Linked DNA regions of Homo sapiens: regions 2, 3 and 4 are each linked to region 1. The links are chromatin contacts, found by Hi-C in ENCODE. All regions are on one chromosome and are shown on one strand. The core of a region is the stretch at or near the end of the contact, and the rest is flanking DNA. Distances in the headings are between cores, read along the strand shown. Region 1 holds the start of SETD5 (SET domain containing 5). Region 2 holds the start of MRPS25 (mitochondrial ribosomal protein S25). Region 3 holds the start of HACL1 (2-hydroxyacyl-CoA lyase 1). Region 4 overlaps SLC6A6 (solute carrier family 6 member 6).

Evidence for each region. A loop is a pair of places that touch in the nucleus more often than their neighbours do. Pooled maps may share reads with other maps.
Region 2: a pooled map shows a loop between it and region 1 (7-fold over the local background). The contact joins the promoter of MRPS25 here to the promoter of SETD5 in region 1. A Hi-C loop is called at or near these places in 4 of 50 pooled maps.
Region 3: a pooled map shows a loop between it and region 1 (36-fold over the local background). The contact joins the promoter of HACL1 here to the promoter of SETD5 in region 1. A Hi-C loop is called at or near these places in 6 of 50 pooled maps.
Region 4: a map with no recorded cell type shows a loop between it and region 1 (22-fold over the local background). The contact joins the enhancer-like site here to the promoter of SETD5 in region 1. A Hi-C loop is called at or near these places in 2 of 37 single-sample maps with no recorded cell type and 2 of 50 pooled maps.

What each region holds. Positions count from the first base shown.
Region 1 is chr3:9,396,358-9,399,057 of GRCh38, forward strand. It overlaps SETD5 (SET domain containing 5), which reads left to right and starts at 1,258. Exons shown (of 23, transcript NM_001080517.3): 1 at 1,258-1,620. THUMPD3-AS1 (THUMPD3 antisense RNA 1) reads right to left here and starts at 266. Exons shown (of 4, transcript NR_132781.1): 1 at 203-266. RefSeq lists a silencer at 156-1,465 and an enhancer at 2,076-2,125.
Region 2 is chr3:15,064,063-15,066,762 of GRCh38, forward strand. It overlaps MRPS25 (mitochondrial ribosomal protein S25), which reads right to left and starts at 1,253. Exons shown (of 4, transcript NM_022497.5): 1 at 999-1,253. The coding sequence starts at 1,132. RefSeq lists an enhancer at 1,233-1,412.
Region 3 is chr3:15,600,217-15,602,916 of GRCh38, forward strand. HACL1 (2-hydroxyacyl-CoA lyase 1) reads right to left here and starts at 1,353. Exons shown (of 17, transcript NM_012260.4): 1 at 1,167-1,353; 2 at 874-978. The coding sequence starts at 1,247. It overlaps BTD (biotinidase), which reads left to right and starts at 1,529. Exons shown (of 4, transcript NM_001370658.1): 1 at 1,529-1,678. RefSeq lists an enhancer at 1,258-1,900 and a silencer at 1,742-1,801.
Region 4 is chr3:14,433,583-14,436,282 of GRCh38, forward strand. All of the region lies in intron 2 of SLC6A6 (solute carrier family 6 member 6), which reads left to right. Among named protein-coding and RNA genes, the nearest start is that of SLC6A6, 32 kb to the left of the region's middle. RefSeq lists enhancers at 1,017-1,928, 1,929-2,700. Within about 2 kb of position 1,450, at least 14 of the 41 ENCODE cell types and tissues checked have a DNase peak (open chromatin) inside an H3K27ac peak, as active enhancers do.

The sequences.
Region 1 (2,700 bases), core at 8-2,507:
ACAAGACGGGAGGCAGCAGAGAACTCCCATAAAGGTATTGCGGCACTCCCCTCCCCCTGCCCAGAAGGGTGCGGCCTTCTCTCCACCTCCTCCACCGCAGCTCCCTCAGGATTGCAGCTCGCGCCGGTTTTTGGAGAACAAGCGCCTCCCACCCACAAACCAGCCGGACCGACCCCCGCTCCTCCCCCACCCCCACGAGTGCCTGTAGCAGGTCGGGCTTGTCTCGCCCTTCAGGCGGTGGGAACCCGGGGCGGAGCCGCGGCCGCCGCCATCCAGAAGTCTCGGCCGGCAGCCCGCCCCCGCCTCCAGCGCGCGCTTCCTGCCACGTTGCGCAGGGGCGCGGGGCCAGACACTGCGGCGCTCGGCCTCGGGGAGGACCGTACCAACGCCCGCCTCCCCGCCACCCCCGCGCCCCGCGCAGTGGTTTCGCTCATGTGAGACTCGAGCCAGTAGCAAGGGCCCGGTCCCACAGCTTCGACAGCCAATCAGGTGTCGAAGACAAGCAGGCGGCGGGTAAACCGACTCCCCCGAAGGAAGGGGAGGGTGGGAGGACGCCCGCGCCAGAGCCGATTTCACTGACCCTCCCCTCCCGCCGCAGGAGGCCGGCCGCGCCCGCACACCCAGCATCTCTACACCCCACCTACCTACCCGCCCCACCCAGGGGGCAACGCGAGAGTCGCTAAGCGGCTGCGTACTCCCGACGGCGTAACTGACAGGAGCTTTACTCCAACCAGAATACGCCATTTGTGTTTTCACACACGGCGGGAGGAGAAACGGCCAATCGGCGACAAGAGGCTAGCCGGAAGCGCTCCTCCCTCTGCGAGAGCAATGGCTCCGTCCGGTTTCGAGCATTTTCCGCTCCCTTCTCCCTCCCCCTCCGGTTGCCGCAGGGCGGGCCTCCCTCCCGCCTGCATCCAGCCACCCCTTTCCCTCCCAACGTAACAAACATTATGTTCCCGACTTCCCACGGGAAAGGCAACCCCCGCAAGCCACCAGACGGCCCCCCTAGCCACCCATCCCCCCAGTGTACCGCACCTCCCCTCCCACCAGAGTTCCGCTCCCCTACCTAGCCGAGGCTCTCTGAGGAGCCGGAGCGCCGAAGCACAGCCTCTTCTCTAGGCGGCCCCGGCGGCTTCCGCTGATTGGCGGCGAGTGGGCCAATGGGTGCGGGGCGGTGGGCGGAGAGGCCAATGGCGCGGCGGGAGGGGGCGTGTCCCGGGTGCCCCTGGCGCCGGCGCTGGGAATCCCCGTGCGGTCAGTGGCGTTTCCGCTCGGGCAGCGGGCTGAGTGAGCTGCCGCCGCCGCCGCCGCCGCCGCCGCCGCCGCCGCTGCCGGGGGAGGGGCGGCCGCCGCCCGCCTGCGCTCAGAGACTCACGCAGCCCCAGTCCCGCCAGTCCGCCAACACAGTAGTGCCGGCCCCCCTCTTTCCCTGGCCCTGCCCCCCCTCCCCGCCTTTGGCTCGCTCCGCCTTTCTGCCCCCCACCCCCACCTCACGGGTACGGGCCATTCCCGGCCAGGAAACGCCGTGGCGCCGCGTTGGGCCTAACTCGAGTCCTGCCGCCTCCCGGGAGTGCCGTGCGCCGCAGCCCGGGCCCAGGCCCCGGCAGCGCCTGGGACAAGGTAAGGGTCCGACAGAAAAGAGACCGAACCTCACGATCGGGCCCCAGGGGAGGGAAGGGTCACCTCCTCCGTCTCCCCGCGCTCGCTCTCCTTGGGTCGTGGGCCTGGCCCTCCCCAAGCTCTTAGGAGGATGCTGCCACTTCTCACCCCCCTCGCCGCCTTGCACACACCGTTGCAACACCCCATTTTCCCAGGGAGAGAGATCCCCCTCTAATCTAGGCGACCCAACTCCCCCTTTCATGTTTTTCCTGGGTCAGGACGCTTCCCCTCCCCCAACGCCTCTTCACCCCCTTTCCTGGGAACTGCCTACTCCACGTTTACCTTTCCCTTGAGGAGAGGCCTCTTGCTGCCCTCCGCTCGAAATACACAGGCATACTTTTTTTCTCTCCCCGATCCCCCACTCCCTACCCCCGTTCTCGCGGCCTTGTGACAGACAACTCTGATCGCTCTGGGGGCCGCGATCTCCCCTCCGTAATCTTCCTGGACGCCTTCCCTCTCGTTTTCTGGCTTCCCACCTCAGATGGCTGCTTCCCAAAGGCATTACCTTCGCCACCCCCACCACACGTTCTCTGGCTCCCCGTGGCGTGTGCCACAGCGTGTCTGAGATAGCCTCGTTGAATGTGTAGGGTTCGAGCCTGGAGTTGAGCCAGATTGTGTCGTTTTACTTGCCTTGGGCGTGGAGAACGATCTTGTGAGAATATCTTCAAAGGCAGAAAAATATTCCCTTTATGAATTCTCTTTCCCTCTGCGTGTAAGTCGGGAATGTGAAGAGGAGTGTAGGAAAGAGCCCTGGTTCAAGTAGGTAAATCGCATGAGAGGGAAAGTTAAACTGTTGGGAAAGCCCCTTCTATGCTAATTGATTCTATAGAGTCCTTGCTTGTCTCACTTCTTGGGCGTCAGTGGTCTTTCTCTTGGATATGGATGCTGCAGTCAGCTCTGCTGGTCTGGGTCAGGGGTGCGTGTATGACCTGCATTTTCTGCTTTCTCATGTTACTTGTGCAATGTATTCACCGGTAACTCATTTCTTTCCCAGACCTCTGGGTTCCACTGGGCTTTGTCTATATTTAAGTTCATTTCTCC
Region 2 (2,700 bases), core at 3-2,502, 5.7 Mb after region 1:
CAGTGAAGGTCCGTCACCAAGGGGACCATGCCCCACAAGAAGTTGCTCCCCGCCCCCACGCCTCATTTTGATCCAACATACACCCAAGTCCCAAAGTTTCTGCGGGCTAAGGCTGCCTCCTCCATCACTGCTGAACTCCCAGCACACAGCACACAGCCTAGCACTCAGAGTGTACTCAATAAATGTAGACTTCATACCTGCAGAGCCTAAGGCACTGCTTAGGGCTGCCTCAGGGTCAATCCAAACCTTTCACTTGCCAACTGCCATTCAATGAGTCCCTACTCTGCTCCAAGCTGAAAGACATCCTAGGCGTTCCCTACAGTTCCTTCTAGTCGGGGTAGGGTCTGCCGCTGCACAGCTGACATAATTAATCACTTCCTTCCAAACCTTGAGTCCCGAAGGAAGCGGCCACACTGCCCGGCTCACCGCTCACCGGCTGGCATGGTGTCTCGTGGAGCTGCAAGTTACTTAACCTCTCTGTGCGCTTCCCCAGCCTTAGAGTGGGGATAAGCTGGGGTTTCTCTAGGCATCAGAAAAAAGAAAGCGCGAGAAGCATTCAGAACTGTGCGAGATATGATCAGTGTTCGCCGCTGTTATTTCTCTCATTTTATCCTCAGATTCGTCCTGGGGTGTCACCCCCGTCACCCCGAAAGGATCTGCGGCTGCCCCTCCCCAGCGCTTGCCTTGCTGGCCAGAGGGGCCAAGGGAACTGGTGGCCTCCCTCGGGTCAGCCTCGCCCACCGCGCCGGAGGAAGGAGATCCAGGAGTGGGGTTCTTGTCCTCCGCCCCCCAAACCTCGTCACGACTGCAGCCGGCCCGGCGGGGGCCCCGCCGTCCGCCTCAGTCTGGACCTCTGTAAAATGGGGGTAACAGCGCCGACCTGGGGGGCCCGCCCCGGGGATGAACGGCCGCCCAGAGCGACTCGGGACCTCACGTTACCAGCAGGCTGGCACGACTAGCAGGTTACGGCTCGCCAGGCGGCCGGGGCTGCGACTGACCTGGCGCCCTCGCCCAGCTCCCCATGCGTGTTGTAATTCACTGTCATGACCTTCACGGAGTCCTTGAACACCACGTTCCCCTGGCTCAGATATTGCAGGGTGCGGCGGATGGGGAAGCGGCCCTTCATGGGCATGGCGGCAACGGTGGCGGGGCCGACCCCACGGGCCGCGAGCCGAGCAGCGACGAGAAAGGACTAGCTAGCACCCGCGCGGATCTCACGCGGCTTCTCCCCAGAGCCAGGTTCCACTTCCCGCGCAGACGCACAGGAGACGCTTCCCGGCGGGCAGCGCACGCCGCGGAGCACTCTGGGACTTGTAGGCGGCCTTCGACCCGGCGCGGCGAGAACCGGTGTGTGCAGCTTCGCTTTAGGACGCCTTCCCCTTGGAAGGTTTAGGTTGTCGCGTCCTGTAAATTAGTCATTTCCCCATCCACCCACGGGAAAATATTTTTACATAGGCTAAAAGTCAGACATTGCAATAAGAAATAATCAGGAAAGCTCAGTTTGGATACCAAGTCAGCTGATAACGTCCTATTGAACGTATTGTCCATTTTTCTCCCCAAACATCTCCAGTTTTATCATGAAGAGTTCAAACTGCACTTTCTGACGTTGACTTAAACTTCTTAGCAAAAGAAAAAAAGATGGTTTGGGATCAATTCCTTCCTAAATTCAGCCACTTAACTCAGGACCTCAATTTTTTCGTAAACAAACTATGGGTGAGATGTATTTCTAGGGCCAGGCGCGGTGGCTCCCGCCTGTAAACCCAGCCTTTGGGGAAGCCGAGGCGGAAGGATCGCTTGAGGTCAGGAATTCGAGACCAGCCTGCCCAACATGGCGAAACCCCGTCTCTACTGAAAATACAAAAATTAGCCTGGTGTGGTGGCAGCACCTGTGGTCCCAGCTACTCAGAAGACTGAGGTGGGAGGATCGCTCGAACCCGGGAAGTTGCAGTGAGCCGAGATCGCGCCACTGCACTCCAGCCTGGGCGACAGAGCAAGACTCCCTCTCAAAAAAAAAAAAGATACATTTCTGAAGTACTCTTGATCTGAAAGGTATTTCTCCTTCTCTTTTGAAGAGTGATTTTGCCAGATTTAGAATTCTAGGTTAGTGTTTTTCCTTTCCCTCCCTCCCTTCTGGAGTGCAATGGTGCTATCTTGGCTCACCGCAACCTCCGCCTCCCAGGTTCAAGTGATTCTCCTGCCTCAGCCTCCCGAGTAGCCGGACTTACAGGCATGCGCCACTACACCCAGCTAATTTTGTATTGTCAGTAGAGACGGGGATTCTCCATGTTGGTCAGGCTGGTATCAAACTCCTGACCTCAGATGATCCGCCCGTCTCAGCTTCCCAAAGTGCTGGGATTACAGGCGTGAGCCACTGCGCCTGGCCCTGGTGTTTTTCTTTCAACAATTTAAATAGTTCACTCCACTCTTTTTTTGCTTGCATGGTTTCAAACAAGTAATTAAATGCAATTACATTTATAGGTATGATGGCTTTTTCCTTTAGCTTCTTTCAAATTTTCTCTTGGTGTTTGGTTTACGGGGTTAGAATAAGGTAATGCAGATCTGTAGATGTTTTGTATTTGTCCTGCTTGGAGTCCTCTGAGCCTCCTGGATCTGTGATTTCATGTCTGTCATTAATTTTGTAAAGTTCTTAGCCATTTATTAGTTCAGGTATTTATTCTTCACTCTTTTCTCTTTCTAGTA
Region 3 (2,700 bases), core at 103-2,602, 6.2 Mb after region 1:
CCCTCCAGGCACTCATGTATGATGGCAAAAGGCACCACTTAGGGTGGCCAGGCAGTTGTTTGGGCAAGAGGAGGCAAGAATTTAAATTAGAAGGCAACGGTGGGAGTGTAAAGCAGGAATATTTAGCCTCAGCTGGACTGAGAGTATGTGATATCACAGAAGTGGATTCTTGACCTTTCAAGCCCGCACTACTGAGAGAAGAGCAAGGTGGATTGGCAGAGGATGCACTTAAAGTGGATTGACAAAACGTCGTATCTTCCTTATCCTGCTTCCAAATAAGCCTCTAAGAAAGGTGGCAGCATGATGTGGTGGAAAAAGCATCAGGCTAGGATCTGAGCCATCTGAGTTTCCATCAAGGCACTACCATTTGTGATATCCTCCACCCTGCCCCGAACCAATCATACAACAAAGCCTTGGCCTTCACTCATTTATCCCACAGGTAATCTCTGAACACCTTTCTTATGCAGGCACCACACTAAGCACTGGGGGTACAGATGTGTCGTGAAGAAATAATATCCCTGCTCTAATGGAGCTTGTAGCCTAATAGGGAAGTCAGACTTTACTCATAAACTGTCCATTCCAATCATGACATACAGTATAGTAGTAAGAGAATGGACTCAGACCCAGAATACGTGGGTTCAAACCCTGGCTCTGCTACTACCAGCTGTGTCACCAAAGGCAAGTTTTACTTAACCTGTGTCTTTTCTCATCTGTCAACTTGGTGTAACAACAGTTAATATTCAACAGTGATTGATATGATATATGTAAAGTAGCAGAAGAGTGGTAAGCGCTATCTGGGTGTTTGCAATGCATACCTACCGCTATTACTGATCATTCCCAGTAACGCATTCAGCCACCTGAGTCCATACTCACCGCTTGCTCATTCCTCATCCCGATGTACTTGATGCCTAGCTGCTGGGCAGCAATGGCGATTTCGGTCACTGGGATGCCTACGATGCCAAATATGTACTCCACATCCTGAGGAACGAAGAACAGGGGAGTAAACTCCCAAGGCCCCACCATATCGCCACATCCTTCCCTCCCTCCCGGGCGCTAAAAGGAAAACCCCCCGACCCCCATCGCCCATTTCTACTCGTCTCCAAGACAACATCGCGGTCCCCGCCAGCTTCCGTAGGAGCCTTTCATTCCAGGAAGGTCCATCGTACTTGCGTTTTCAGGGCCTGAGCGATGACTTTAGCACCAGACACCTGCTCCTCGCTGCGCTCTGCGAAGTTACTGTCCGGCATCTTCCACCGAAAAGCTCTAAGCACTCACGCAGCCGGCAAACAAGCGGAATCATCCAGCAAGGCAAACGCGAAATCGGCAGCACGCCACCTCTGGTACTGCACCTCTGACGGACAGGAGGGCAACCAACTGCCTTAAACAACGGGAAGGAAGAGGCGGTCTAAATTCGTCCACTTCCCGGGAGAGGTGAGAATGTAAACACGCGCGTTCTCCAATCAGAACTGCGCTCTCTTCTCGGCTCCTCCATTCGCGCGCCAGAATGCCAGAGGGAGGCGGGACTAGCAGGAGATTGCTGCCTATGCAAAGCAGGTAAGAAGCCGAACTCTGAGGCCTCTCGCCATTGTCTCCGAGTCGGCCAGCTGGAGCGTTTTCGGGGCTGTAAAGGGAGAATGGCGCATGCGCATATTCAGGGCGGAAGGCGCGCTAAGAGCAGGTACGGAGGGGGCGTGGTGCGGCGCGGAGGGGGTGTGGTAAGGGCGTGCGGTCCAGACCCCGCCCCGGGCGCCCAGTTGGACTTGGGGAGGGCTGCGCAAAGGCTGCCGGGAGCTGGGAAGCCCGGCGCGCGTCGTTTGCTGGGGCTGTTTGTGCGTTGCTGCTGTGCTACCGCGTTGCGTTTTCTAGGCATTTACTTACACGCTTTGTGGTTTACGCTCTCATAACCTTGTGGTTTTATAGTCCTTAAATTATTGTAGCGCACGTTACTTAAATCCAGAAGCAGATGTGTACCCCAGCAAGAGATAAAATGACGCTCAGAGTCAGTAGATCCAGACCGTGCCTGAGATCCTGAATCCTGTTTCCTACCCACTATTCAGCCATTGGGTCACAAGCGATGAAAAGAGCACCTTGAAGGTAGTATAGAGCACTGTTTTCTCCAGCCCTTGCTACTAATCCATATTACTCTCCGCTAATATCTTTCCAAAATTAGGAACTATGGCGTTTCATAATTCTTAGGTTGGGTCCCTACCTACAACCAGCCCTGCACCCGATAGCCTTTTAAAACATTTTTGTGTGAAAATCGTTTGCAATGTGCAATATCTGAAACTACTGCCTTGGAGTCATTAGACCCTCTGCTCAGTGACAATAAACATAAAATTTCCAATTGTAATAAACAGTGGAACTTTTAATTTTTTGAGGATTTGGAGTCATTTTAAGCAAAAAGAACAGTGATAAGTGGACAGTAAAGAGATGAGAGGGGAGTGGGTCATGGGTAGTGAAATGAGTGAGAAGCACTGGAAGTGAAACGATTTCTAAACCCAGACATTTTCAAACTGTAGTCCTGGGTCTTTTCAAAAGGTCTTCCCCTCTTTTTCTCAACCCCTCAACCCCACCCCAAGCAGAGGAGAGTGAAGTGGTTGCCTCCCTGCATATGTGGACGGTGTTAGTCCATTTTCATACTGCTATAAAGAAATACCCAAAACTGGGTAATTTATAAAGAAAAAGAGGTTTAATGGTCTC
Region 4 (2,700 bases), core at 200-2,699, 5.0 Mb after region 1:
CTTGAGGTCAGGAGTTTGAGACTAGCCTGGCCAACATGGTGAAACCCCATCTCTACTAAAAATACTAAATAATTAGCTGGGCGTGGTGGCAGGCACCTGTAATCCCAGCTATTCAGGAGGCTGAGAAACGAGAATCTCTTGGACCCAGGTGGCGGAGGTTGCAGAGAGCTGAGATCGCACCCTGCACTCCAGCTTGGGCAACAGAGCTAGACTCTGTCTCAAAAAAAAAAAAAAAAAAAAAAAAAAGTCATAAGTACCTGCAGGGAAAAACCCAACATGGGCCCTTAAGTTCCCTTTCAGAGTAGAAGGGAAGGGTTGGTGGTCAGGGACAATCCAGGGCTTTTAGCCAAAAGCGTTGAGCCCTCACTGGGGCAGCACAAAACTTGGGATAAATCCAGGTTCTAACTCTGGCCTTGGGGGCCCCGTCCCCTCTTCCTCTCTGCCACACTCTGGCTTTCTGTTTCTTCACTATGTGCACCATGGCCCTCTTTACACCTGCTGTTCTCTGCTCTTAGAACAGTGTTCCCCCAGTTCTTTGCCCCCAGTTCTTTGCCTCAGCTTCAGTGTGGCTAAAAGCTTGTTCCCTAGAGCCGAGCTTCTGGGTTTGAATCCAGCTGTATGACCCTGGGCAAGTGGCTTTACTTCTCTGGGCCTCTTTCCATCATCCGGGCTGGTGAGGAGTAAGTGAGTGAGTTGGTGTCTGGAAAGGGCTTGGCACAGGGCCTGCCCACAGTGAGTCCTCAGCGAGCTGCTGTTGTTATGAAATGTCACCTCCGCAGAGGGGCCTACTTTGTTGTTTTCTGTGTGCTGGGCACTGTCATAAATAATTGCTCATTTATGTGTTTAGTGTCTATCTCCCCTTCTGCAGGTCAGCTTGGTAGGGCTCACCCACTGTCTCCAGTTCCTAGAGCAGTGCCTGGCACATAGTAGGGTGAGTTAACAGCCACTGCTTGCCAAAGCCACTCAAACCTTTGTTCTAACCCTGGACCTCTGAGATGCAGAGGGGAAGTGACTTGGCCTGCATGACCCAGCTTTCTGACCTCGCCCACTGCCCTTTCCCCGACTTAGCTGCTTGGGCTCTGCTGTGGGGCACCTCCGTTTGGAGTATGGTGTGTGCCTCAAACACCTTCATCTGGGGCAGCGCCAGCCACCCTGCCTCATCCTGGCCCTTCTCAGGCCATCCTGCCACCGGGAGCCTGCCGTGCCTCCACCCCTCCCCCTGCAACTGGCACGGTGGCACTCTCCTTGCTGCCTCTCCTCTGCTGCCAGACTGTGGTTCTCTGGGGCTTTGGGCCAGGTCCTGCCACTTCCAAGGAGATGATAAAACAGTTTGGACCCAGTCCCCAGACCTTATGTTCACCTGCCAATGTTTTTATGAGGGGAAGGTGACAAGTTGGCTGTCTATTAGACTCATACCGTGTCTCGCCACCCCCGGCGTTGTTCCAGAGGCTTGTTCTTTGCAAAACCTGCTCACTGTCATCCACTCTTCCCCAGCAAACCACAGACTAAGAAGAACTACGTGGTCTGGCTGGTCCCCATCCAGAGGTCACCTTGCCCCAGGGTGGCACCAAGGTCATGGAGTTGGGACGTGGGTGCAAATCCTGGCCCACTGTCCTGTAGCTGTGGGACCTGGGATAAGGCTTCCCCCTTCTCTGAGCCTCAGTCTCCTGATCTGTGAAAGGCAAGGCTGATGAGGCCGGGGGTGAGGTAGAGGCTTTTCTGCAGGGCTTAGTGTGATCCAGGCAGGAGGCTTCTAGCGGAGGTCGGGGGTCTCTGAGGGTAGACCCGTACTTTGGTGGGGTGGAGGTTGCAGTTAAATCAGGAGAGGGGAGGACCTCACCCGAGGATGCTGAACCCCAGGTAGATAACAAGCCCCTGTCCCAGAGACGGCATGCTGAAACGATTTCCTCAACAGAATTCACTTTCACTACGACCAGAATATTTTTGCTCATTGTTTCGGCTTTGTTCCGGGCAAAACAATGCCTGGCTTCCTGGATGACCTCACCGGGACAAGCCATCAGGGCTGTAGGCCAGCCTGGTCAGCATCTCCGCACGAGCCCATTCTTCCCTTTGCCACGGCCACCTTAGGTGACCTGGGGGCAATAGTGTGACCAAAGAGAGCAGACTGGCCACAGGCTGAGTCTGGCCCCCTCTGTGTTTGTGTTTGACCCAGGTGGTGGTTTAGAAACTGAAAAATGTGTGTGTGCATATAAACCAGATTTCAACATCTCTTGAGAAGCTGGAGGATCCAGCCCCAGTGGGCACCAGTCCCGAAGGCACCTGCAGTAGTGGGAGCTAAGGAGAGCTGCCTGTGAGAGTCCAGACTCCTCCTGTCCCCTGGTTCCCACTCTTCCCTGCGACCTCCCCACCCCAGTGGACTCCTGTCCTTTGCCCACCAGGCCTCTGGAGGCTTTGGAGCTCGCCACGCTTGAGTTAGCCTTTCCTTGGGAGCAGATAACCAACAGATACAGACCTCATGATACAATTCAATGATTCAATCTCTTAAAGGTGTACTTTTAAAATATATATAAAAGAGAAAAAGAAAGGCTTTGATTAATTTCCACTTAAAACAGCTACTCCACTTAGAGTGATGGAAAGAGCTTCTACTTTATTATTATTATTTTTTCATCTTTTTAGAAACAGGGTCTTGCTCTGTCACCCAGCCTGGAGTGAGGTGGCATGATCACAACTCACTGCAGC